2 separate regions of the Homo sapiens genome follow, and region 1 is linked to region 2. Evidence: chromatin contacts called from ENCODE Hi-C or POLR2A ChIA-PET data. All regions are on one chromosome and are shown on one strand. Each heading gives the region's core, a stretch centred on a gene start or an enhancer-like site at or near the end of the contact. The rest is flanking DNA. Distances are from core to core; before and after follow the strand shown. Region 1 overlaps PHLDA3 (pleckstrin homology like domain family A member 3). Region 2 holds the start of TNNT2 (troponin T2, cardiac type).

Evidence for each region. A loop is a pair of places that touch in the nucleus more often than their neighbours do. ChIA-PET counts read pairs that join two places held with the same protein, here RNA polymerase II (POLR2A). Pooled maps may share reads with other maps.
Region 1: a map of cardiac septum shows a loop between it and region 2 (2.1-fold over the local background). The contact joins the enhancer-like site here to the promoter of TNNT2 in region 2. A Hi-C loop is called at or near these places in 1 of 168 maps with a recorded cell type or tissue (cardiac septum) and 5 of 50 pooled maps. POLR2A ChIA-PET finds 5 or more read pairs at or near these places in 4 of 52 experiments (Caco-2, H1, MCF 10A and 1 more).

What each region holds. Positions count from the first base shown.
Region 1 is chr1:201,460,731-201,465,040 of GRCh38, reverse strand. It overlaps PHLDA3 (pleckstrin homology like domain family A member 3), which reads left to right. Exons shown (of 2, transcript NM_012396.5): 2 at 1-763. Among named protein-coding and RNA genes, the nearest start is that of PHLDA3, 6.3 kb to the left of the region's middle. RefSeq lists an enhancer at 2,880-3,462. Within about 2 kb of position 3,025, at least 29 of the 41 ENCODE cell types and tissues checked have a DNase peak (open chromatin) inside an H3K27ac peak, as active enhancers do; they include Panc1, where a contact is called at or near this core.
Region 2 is chr1:201,375,912-201,379,905 of GRCh38, reverse strand. It overlaps TNNT2 (troponin T2, cardiac type), which reads left to right and starts at 2,226. Exons shown (of 17, transcript NM_001276345.2): 1 at 2,226-2,283. RefSeq lists enhancers at 1-383, 1,720-2,257, 2,258-2,795, 3,200-3,696.

The DNA.
Region 1 (4,310 bases), core at 1,776-4,275, 84 kb before region 2:
CAGGAATTTGAGACCAGCCTGGCCAACTTGGTGAAACCCTGTCTCTACTAAAAACAAAAATTAGCCAGGTGAGGTGGCACACACCTATAGCCCCAGCTACTGGGGGAGGCTGAGGCAGGAGAATTGCTTGAACCTGGGAGGCAGAGGTTACAGTGAGCTGAGATGGCACCACTGCACTCCAGCCTAGGTGACAAAGCAGCAAGACGCAGTCTCAAAACAACAACAACAAAAAAAACGGGAAAACAGGTACAGACAATAGCTGCCTGGAGTTGTACAGAAACTTGATTGGGTAACCCTGGACCTTTCCAGGCTGTGGCCAGCAGTTGACCCTGCCTGCCTTTCCTCCATTGTTTTCCCATGTCTGACCTTCCCTGTTGCAAAGCAGTGGCCTACTACAGGGTCTCTCTGGAGGGAGCAAGGAGGCTCAGTGGCCCCATTCAGCAATTCGAAGTCCCTTTAATTGTTTTGTGCTTCCAACCTGTTTTGTTCCCGTTCAGATTTCTCTCGCCTTCCAATAAAAACTTCCCTGTCCTGTGCCCCAGTCCCTCAGAGTCCACAAGAGGTTCAACTTGCTCATCTGATGTGTGAATTACATCACACAGTTGAATGAGAATTTGTTAATTACAACAGAACTTTTATAAATATGTCACTTACTGTATCCAATTGTACAATTGTCCATGGGTGGCTTAATCCCACCATGGCAAATAAGCGTCTGTTTATGCAACCCTAATCAGTGCTGAGAAAGATCAGAGCTCAACTAGAATGCTGTGATCAATTGGTGATGCCTGCCATGGGCTTTGGAAGAAAGGTGGGGAGAATGGCGGCATTATCTGGGGGGGTGGGCGTGGCTGGAGAGAAGAGGGTTGCCATCCTATATAACAGCAGCTTCTAAATAGCCTCTAAAATAGAATCTTTGGGCGGGGCGCGGTGGCTCACGCCTGTAACCCCAGCACTGTGGGAGGCCGAGGCAGGCGGATCACGAGGTCAGGAGACCAACCTGGCTAACACGGTGAAACCCCATCTCTACTAAAAATACAAAAAAAGTTAGCCGGGCGTAGTGGCAGGCACCTATAGTCCTAGCTACTCGGGAGGCTGAGACAGGAGAATGGCGTGAACCCGGGAGGCGGAGCTTGCAGTGAGCCGAGATCACGCCACTGCACTCCAGCCTGGGCAATAAAGCAAGACTCCATCTCAGAAAAAAAAGAAAAAAAAATAGAATCTTTGCTCTTCAATCAAACCGGAGGGTAACTGATGGTGGGGGTTCAGGCATAAGGAAAAGACGTATCCAGGCACTCAGAAATAGGGGAGTGGGCCGGGCGCGGTGGCTCACACATGTAATCCTAGCACTTTGGGAGGGCAAGGCGGGTGGATCACCTGAGGTCAGGAGTTTGAGACCAGCCTGGCCAACAAGGCGAAACCCCGTCTCTACTAAAACTACAAAAATTAACTGGGTGTGGTTGTGCACGACTGTAATCCCAGCTACTCGGAAGGCTGAGGAAGGAGAATCGATTGAACTCTGGAGGTGGAGGTTGCAGCGAGCGGAGATAGCACCACTGCACTCCAGCCTGTGTGACGGCAGTGAGACTCCATCTCAAAACAACAACAACAACAACAACAAAAACGAAATAGGGGAGTGTTAGTGAACAGATGGGGTTGAGAGGCAAGACATCCAGCAAACTAAATGCCTTTACAGGCTAGGCACTGTGCTCGACTCTGGGGATGCAGAAGAGAAAGACAAGATCCAGTCCTTGCCTCAAGGAGCCAGGTTCTGGTGACATCAGTCAGTGCTAACTGGTGCCCATAGAACTGGCCACCAGGCGCCAGGGGAGCACTGGGCAATACTTTCTCTGTCCAGCACTAGGGGTCATTCTCAGAGCTTGGCTGCAAAGGGCAGTGTAGGGTATAGTATGAGAGACATCAAGGGCAGAGGGCAGGTGGAGGGTGGAGGGGGAAGCAGGCTCTAGTTTCTGGCACTCTGCTTTTTTGGAACACCAGCCCTGTTGGTTTAAAGTATGTTGGTTCTTGACCAAACCCAGCTTCCGTTTCTCTTGCTAGGAGAGTCCCAGCCCCTTGAAGAGTCTGCTGCTGTTAGAGCCCTTGACACAGACCCTAGAACGCAGTTCTAGGTATGCAGCAGTGTAGGGGCTGGTGGTTGCAATGGGGTGATCATTTACTATCATTTGTAAGAGCCTGGGAGCTGTCTGAGTATCCTAAGAGCCCTCACAGCACAGAGGTCTGGGGTTCAAGACCAGGTTTTTTGTTGTTGTTGTTGGTTTTTTCTTTTTTGTTTGTTTTGTTTTGCTTTTTGAGACAGAGTCTTGCCCTGTTGCCCAGGCTGGAGTGCAATGGCACGATCTCGGCTCACTGCAACCTCCGCCTCCCAGGTTCAAGCAATTCTCCTGCCTCAGCCTCCCAAGTAGCTGGGATTCAGGCGCCCGCCACCAGGCCTGGCTAATTTTTTGTATTTTTAGTAGAGATGGGGTTTCAGTGTGTTGGCCAGGCTGGTCTCGAACTCCTGACCTTGTGATCCACCCGCCTTGGCCCCCGAAAGTGCTGGGATTACAGGCGTGAGCCACCGTGCCCGGCTAAGACCAGGTTTTAAAAAAGATCCGTGACCTCTTTGGGGAGTCTTTGCCTCTCTGATGGAGGAGGGGCCATCCTGCTTCCTGGGTTCACGGGTGTTCTCACTGCTCTGGTTTTCATGACTTTGAATTTCCAAGAAGGAGCAAAGGCCCTTACCCCGGGAAGGCTTGGCTAGACCTCAGAGTAGGGTCAAGACCTCTTTGGGGGCACAAACAGGCTCTGATAGTGCCAGCAGACATGCATGAGATGGAAAACCTTTGCTCAGTTGGGCCTGTGAGGCCAGGGAAGGGCTGTTGCCACCAACTCTCCCCATGCTTCGGCAGCCCCAGCGTGGCCTCACCCCCACCCGATACGTGAGTCATCCATGGGAACATGAGACAGGGCAAGTCTCAGCCAGGCAGCTGGGAGTCCGATGAGGTGGGGTGGGGAGACCGAGGGAGAAGGGATGGGCTTGCTGTGGTCAGGGTGAGCTGGGGTTGGGAGCTAAGGCTTTAGCAAGAGTGAGCCTGTTGCAAGGGTGAGAATGGAGACCAGTGAGGAGAGCCAGAGTGAGAGTCCATGAGCTGGAATCGCAGCAGGAAGGAGTAGGGGCAGATAGACAGGGCGTTACCGTGTGCAATCCTGAAGTCTGTTGGGGATGTATAGGTACTGTGGGCAGCTGTCACACCAGGGCCAGGACCCAAGGACCCTGGCAAGACTGGCTATACAGGAACATACTGTAAGGCTGCACAGAGAGCCCTGGTTTCACCTCCCTCAGTCTCCTGCCTCAGTGGGTCCACCATGGTTCACCGAAGTGATCTGTCCAGAATTCAATTCATTCTTCTGCTAAAACTGCCAGCGCTTTCCCCACTGCATTGGGAGGATGCCCACTTGTCAAAAGGGTCTTCTCTCCACTATCAGGGCTATCTCTCCAGTGTTTGTCTCTACGTGCTCCACGCCCGGCCCCAGCATGCAATCCACCCCCATTCCAGGACCTGGGAAAGCTGCCTCACACTGCCAGGCCAGTGTACCCCCACTCTTGCTACATGCTTCTGTATCACTGGCTCAGCTCTCTCTCATGTCACCACCTCTGAGAAGCTTCTCTGAGTGCCCTGCCTACAAGGCAGGCTGAGTAACTGCTCACTTCTCTCTGTGCTGCCATACCTCCTCTATTAGTCACACTGCCTTGTGATTGCTGATTTATGCGTCTGCCTGTCCAACTAGACTGGTCAGTTTCTGCACTTGTTATTTGTATATTCCTGGTGCCTCAGAGTACCTGGCAAATAGTAGATTCTAATAATAAAAATGACAAGTGGTATATAGTGTTTACTCCGTGCAAGATATTGACCCAAGAACTGTAAAAAAAAATTTTCTTTTTTTAAGACAGGGTCTCATTCTGTCACCCAGGCTGGACTGCAGTGGCATGATCTCAGCTCACTGCAACCTTGACCTGCTGCTGGGCTCAAGTGATCCTCCCACCTCAGCCTCCTGAATAGCTGAGACCACAGACGTGCACCACCATGCTTAGCTGGTTTTGTATTTTCTGTAGAGATGGAGTTTCATCATTTTGAACTCCTGAGCTCAAGCGATTCACCTGCCTCAGCCTTCCAAAGTATTGGGATTACAGACATGAGCCACCATGCCCAGCCTATACAATTCTTAAATCATGTAACGTTTCAACAACCCTGTGAGGTAGGTGCGATTATCACGACTCCCATATTTTACATTAAGAAACTGAGGCCCAGAGA
Region 2 (3,994 bases), core at 977-3,476:
GAGTGGTAGCGACTGGGTGTCCAGGCGGGTGGGGAGGCCTCTGGATGGGTGACATTGGGCACCTTCTGGAGACAGAACAGGGCTCCCACACACCACTCCGGGCTGCACCCTCCTGCTGTCTTGCCACAGGGGCCCTGTGCCCCACAAGTGGCCCGTCCTATTGTGGATCCTCAAATTTACATGCACTGTTTCAGCATAAGCCTCCCATTCCACTCTGGCTTTGTTTTCTCTTTACATCCCTTTGAAAGGACAGGGATATAAAAAAAAAATGGGCTAAGAGTAACCCTACTATGCCCAGGAGTGGCTGCTGCATGGGGGCTGGATTTCCTTATCTGAGAGGCTGTCTCACAGCGCTCTGAACGAAGCTCCTGCCTTAGAACAATTCGAAGCCATACACGTGTGGCCTGTGACACCAAGGATCTACTGGGCTTTTCCCATGGGGCTCAGTAGTGACCTAGGTGCCCAGATCCCTCTTCTAGGCATCCATGCAAATAAACCGTGGTCTGTTTGAAAGGTTATTGGGCTTACAAGGAACAGTAACCCACCCTCAAGTTAAAAAAGGGTTTGGGAAAAGTAATTCCGAATTCTACGTTACTCCAGGCCAGGACCCAAGGCAAGGCTGGGCCCTGCTTCGTGGGCTAGAATGGGAGAGAGAGATGATGGGGCTCCCCCCACTTTCTTGACAGCCTGACTCCTTCCTCACTATCCCTCGGGAATCTGTCCCCTCCATCTGCCTGTCTCTCTACAAAGTGCCCCTGCTTCCCTGTGGTGGTCCTCAGTCCCACAATGCTGGCCAGCGGGCGGTTGGCTTCAGCTTGCCCTGCCACAGATGTGCTGGCAGTGTGGAGGCCCACGTGGCAGGGCAATCAAGGCCACTGGACTCAGAGGCCACAGGGAACTATGGAGGGGATGGAGTCAGCTGAGTGATGGGACAAGAGTCTGACAGCAGCATGGGTGTGGAGCAAATGGCAGTCCCCTGCGCAGAGGACCCTTTCAAGGACATTAGTGGTGGAGGCAGCATAGTAGCTCCCAAGGCAGAGGGATTGAGAGAAGAGTTTGAGGACTGGGAAGGCGGGACACATGATTGGGTGATGGGAGAAGGGGGCAGAGAATAGCGAGATTGCTTTCTTTGCCCACGGAGAAACAGAGGAGTGTGGATCATGAATGGGCAAGATCTTTAAGTGCCAGGGGGGGTCATGGAGGAGGGGAGGGCCTGCTCCAGAGGAGGACCATTCCTGCTTCAGAGCCAAGCAGGACCTAGGCTGTGAAGATTCGGAGAAAGAGATGGAGGGGAGAGTCAGCTCAGCTGCTTACTGGCTTGCTTTCCTCCTGTCTCTTTCATTTTCATAATCTACCAAACCCTGCAATGGGCCAGCCTTGAACATACAAGTGCATGTGCATGGTCAGACACAGGCAAGCAAGCAAGACCCCTAGGCCTGACCTATGCATCTGCAATCTAGTAGGTTTAGCAGATCATAGCCCCGCACTGCTTGATTTTAAAGCCGTTAGGGGATGACCTTTGACAGTCCGCATCACCCCTCTCACACAACGAGCGCCTGTTCAAGGTTCTTGACTGGAAGTTCTACCTTGTATCTGGCCTCCTGTAGCAGTTTCAGTCCATTCCCTGTGAGGAGGGTGTGCCACATGGCTTTGGGGGTCATGGAGAAGACCCACCTTGCAGATGTCCTCACTGGGGCTGGCAGAGCCGGCAACCTGCCTAAGGCTGCTCAGTCCATTAGGAGCCAGTAGCCTGGAAGATGTCTTTACCCCCAGCATCAGTTCAAGTGGAGCAGCACATAACTCTTGCCCTCTGCCTTCCAAGATTCTGGTGCTGAGACTTATGGAGTGTCTTGGAGGTTGCCTTCTGCCCCCCAACCCTGCTCCCAGCTGGCCCTCCCAGGCCTGGGTTGCTGGCCTCTGCTTTATCAGGATTCTCAAGAGGGACAGCTGGTTTATGTTGCATGACTGTTCCCTGCATATCTGCTCTGGTTTTAAATAGCTTATCTGAGCAGCTGGAGGACCACATGGGCTTATATGGCGTGGGGTACATGTTCCTGTAGCCTTGTCCCTGGCACCTGCCAAAATAGCAGCCAACACCCCCCACCCCCACCGCCATCCCCCTGCCCCACCCGTCCCCTGTCGCACATTCCTCCCTCCGCAGGGCTGGCTCACCAGGCCCCAGCCCACATGCCTGCTTAAAGCCCTCTCCATCCTCTGCCTCACCCAGTCCCCGCTGAGACTGAGCAGACGCCTCCAGGATCTGTCGGCAGCTGCTGTTCTGAGGTAAGGCTCGGGCAGGGCTCTGGGGAAGAGGAGAGCAGAGAATGGACGGGGAGATGTGAGGGTCTTGGGCCCTGGCATATTTACCCAGAGTCTGCCTGTGTCCGCAGAAGTCCATGGCCCCTCCTGGTGGAGGCCACACTTCAGAGGACAGGTTGCCAGGTCTGGGCTCCAAGATTGGTACAATAGAGCAGAGAGAAAGAGAGAATCCCATGGTAGCCATTGGAGACTAGGGTTGGAGTCCTGGACCTGCCACTAAAGATGTAGAGTTTAAACTCTTGGATGAGTCACTTTCCCTCCCCAGGCCTCAGTTTTCTCATCTGTAGAGTGGGCTAAATATTTGCTAGGCCTCTGCCTGCTCTAAATACAATGAGGCTCTAACCAACAGAGACTCCCCTAAATTGCTTGTTCCAGGCCGAGGGTCACCTATACCTTTCCAGTCAGGTCCTTCTTGAGTCCCAGGGAGCAGAGCGAGACTGCAGCCCTGTCAGTCAAGTGAGTCTCCTGGTCATATTCTCAAGGCTAGGAACTCAGAAACTGTCCTGGAAGTACTGAGAACGACCAGATGTGCAGGGTCCTCTGCAGCGCCTCTCCAGGCCAACGCGGGAATTCCATTTGATGCCGCTGACTCAGTGCCATTCCCTCCCAGAGCTGAGCTGAGCTCCCAGACCCTGAGCTGAGCTGCACTTGGGGGGCAGATGGGGAAAGGCCCCACTGGGAGAACCTGTCCTTGGGTGTGAGCCCAGCTGGTTGGCATTAAAGGGTTTAACCTGGGCCCCCGTAAGTGTAACCCTTGTCCCATCCCACCCCAACACCCCATCTTGGGACAAGCCTTGCTCTGTGCCCAGGAGTGGTAGAGAAAGATTCCCTTGGTTTCTAGTTTCTCCTGGGCAGGCTGAGGACTATTCAGGGAGGGGGTTGCCTGGTGTGTAAGGAATTTCAGAGCACATTCCTGGCCTGCTGTAGCCGGGAAGCTACCTGCCCTCCCAAATTCCTTTTCTGACCCATGTCTTAGAGGGCGAATCTTCCTTCTCTCTGCAAAAGTGGAATCTGAGAGGATCAGGTTGCTGGCTGCCTCCTATTTCTGACCCCCACTTCCACTCTTCCTGCCCTCTCCCCATCCCCTTACCCCCGCTCTCCTGGTGGGCTAACAGCTGTTGGCTTAGGAAAATCCCATTCGAGTGCTGGGGACAAGGACTGAGGGGTGGGGCCTGTGTTTCTCAGAAACTCGGAGACTGTTTCTACAGGGACAGAACTCAAGGCTCTCCTGCTTTGTAGTTGGTTAACTGAAGTCAGAGAGGCTAGGTGACTTAAATAAGGCCACACAGCAAAATCTGGGTTTTAAGCCCAGATTTTTTGACCCCAAGGTCAGTATGCCTTATGCCTTCTATTGTCTTTGCTTTACTCCCCAAGAAAGGTGACCCTGTGAACGTGTTAGGCTTCCAACACGTGTTGGCTATGAATGCATTAGGCTAGAAAGCTGCCTGTGGAAGTGGGTGGGACTTGGGTGTGAGGACACAGGTGTTTCAGGACATTCTGGTTCCTTGCCCTGCCAGGTTCTTGACTCTCTCCCATTCTGCAGCCCCCAGTCTCAGCCCACCTCTTTCCCCTGCATCAGGTCCTGCCTTTGAGCCACTGGCATGGTGGTGTCCTCTGGGCTGGCTGAAAGCCCTCCTCCATCCTGCATGTCTGCATGCTATTTTTGGGAGCTGGA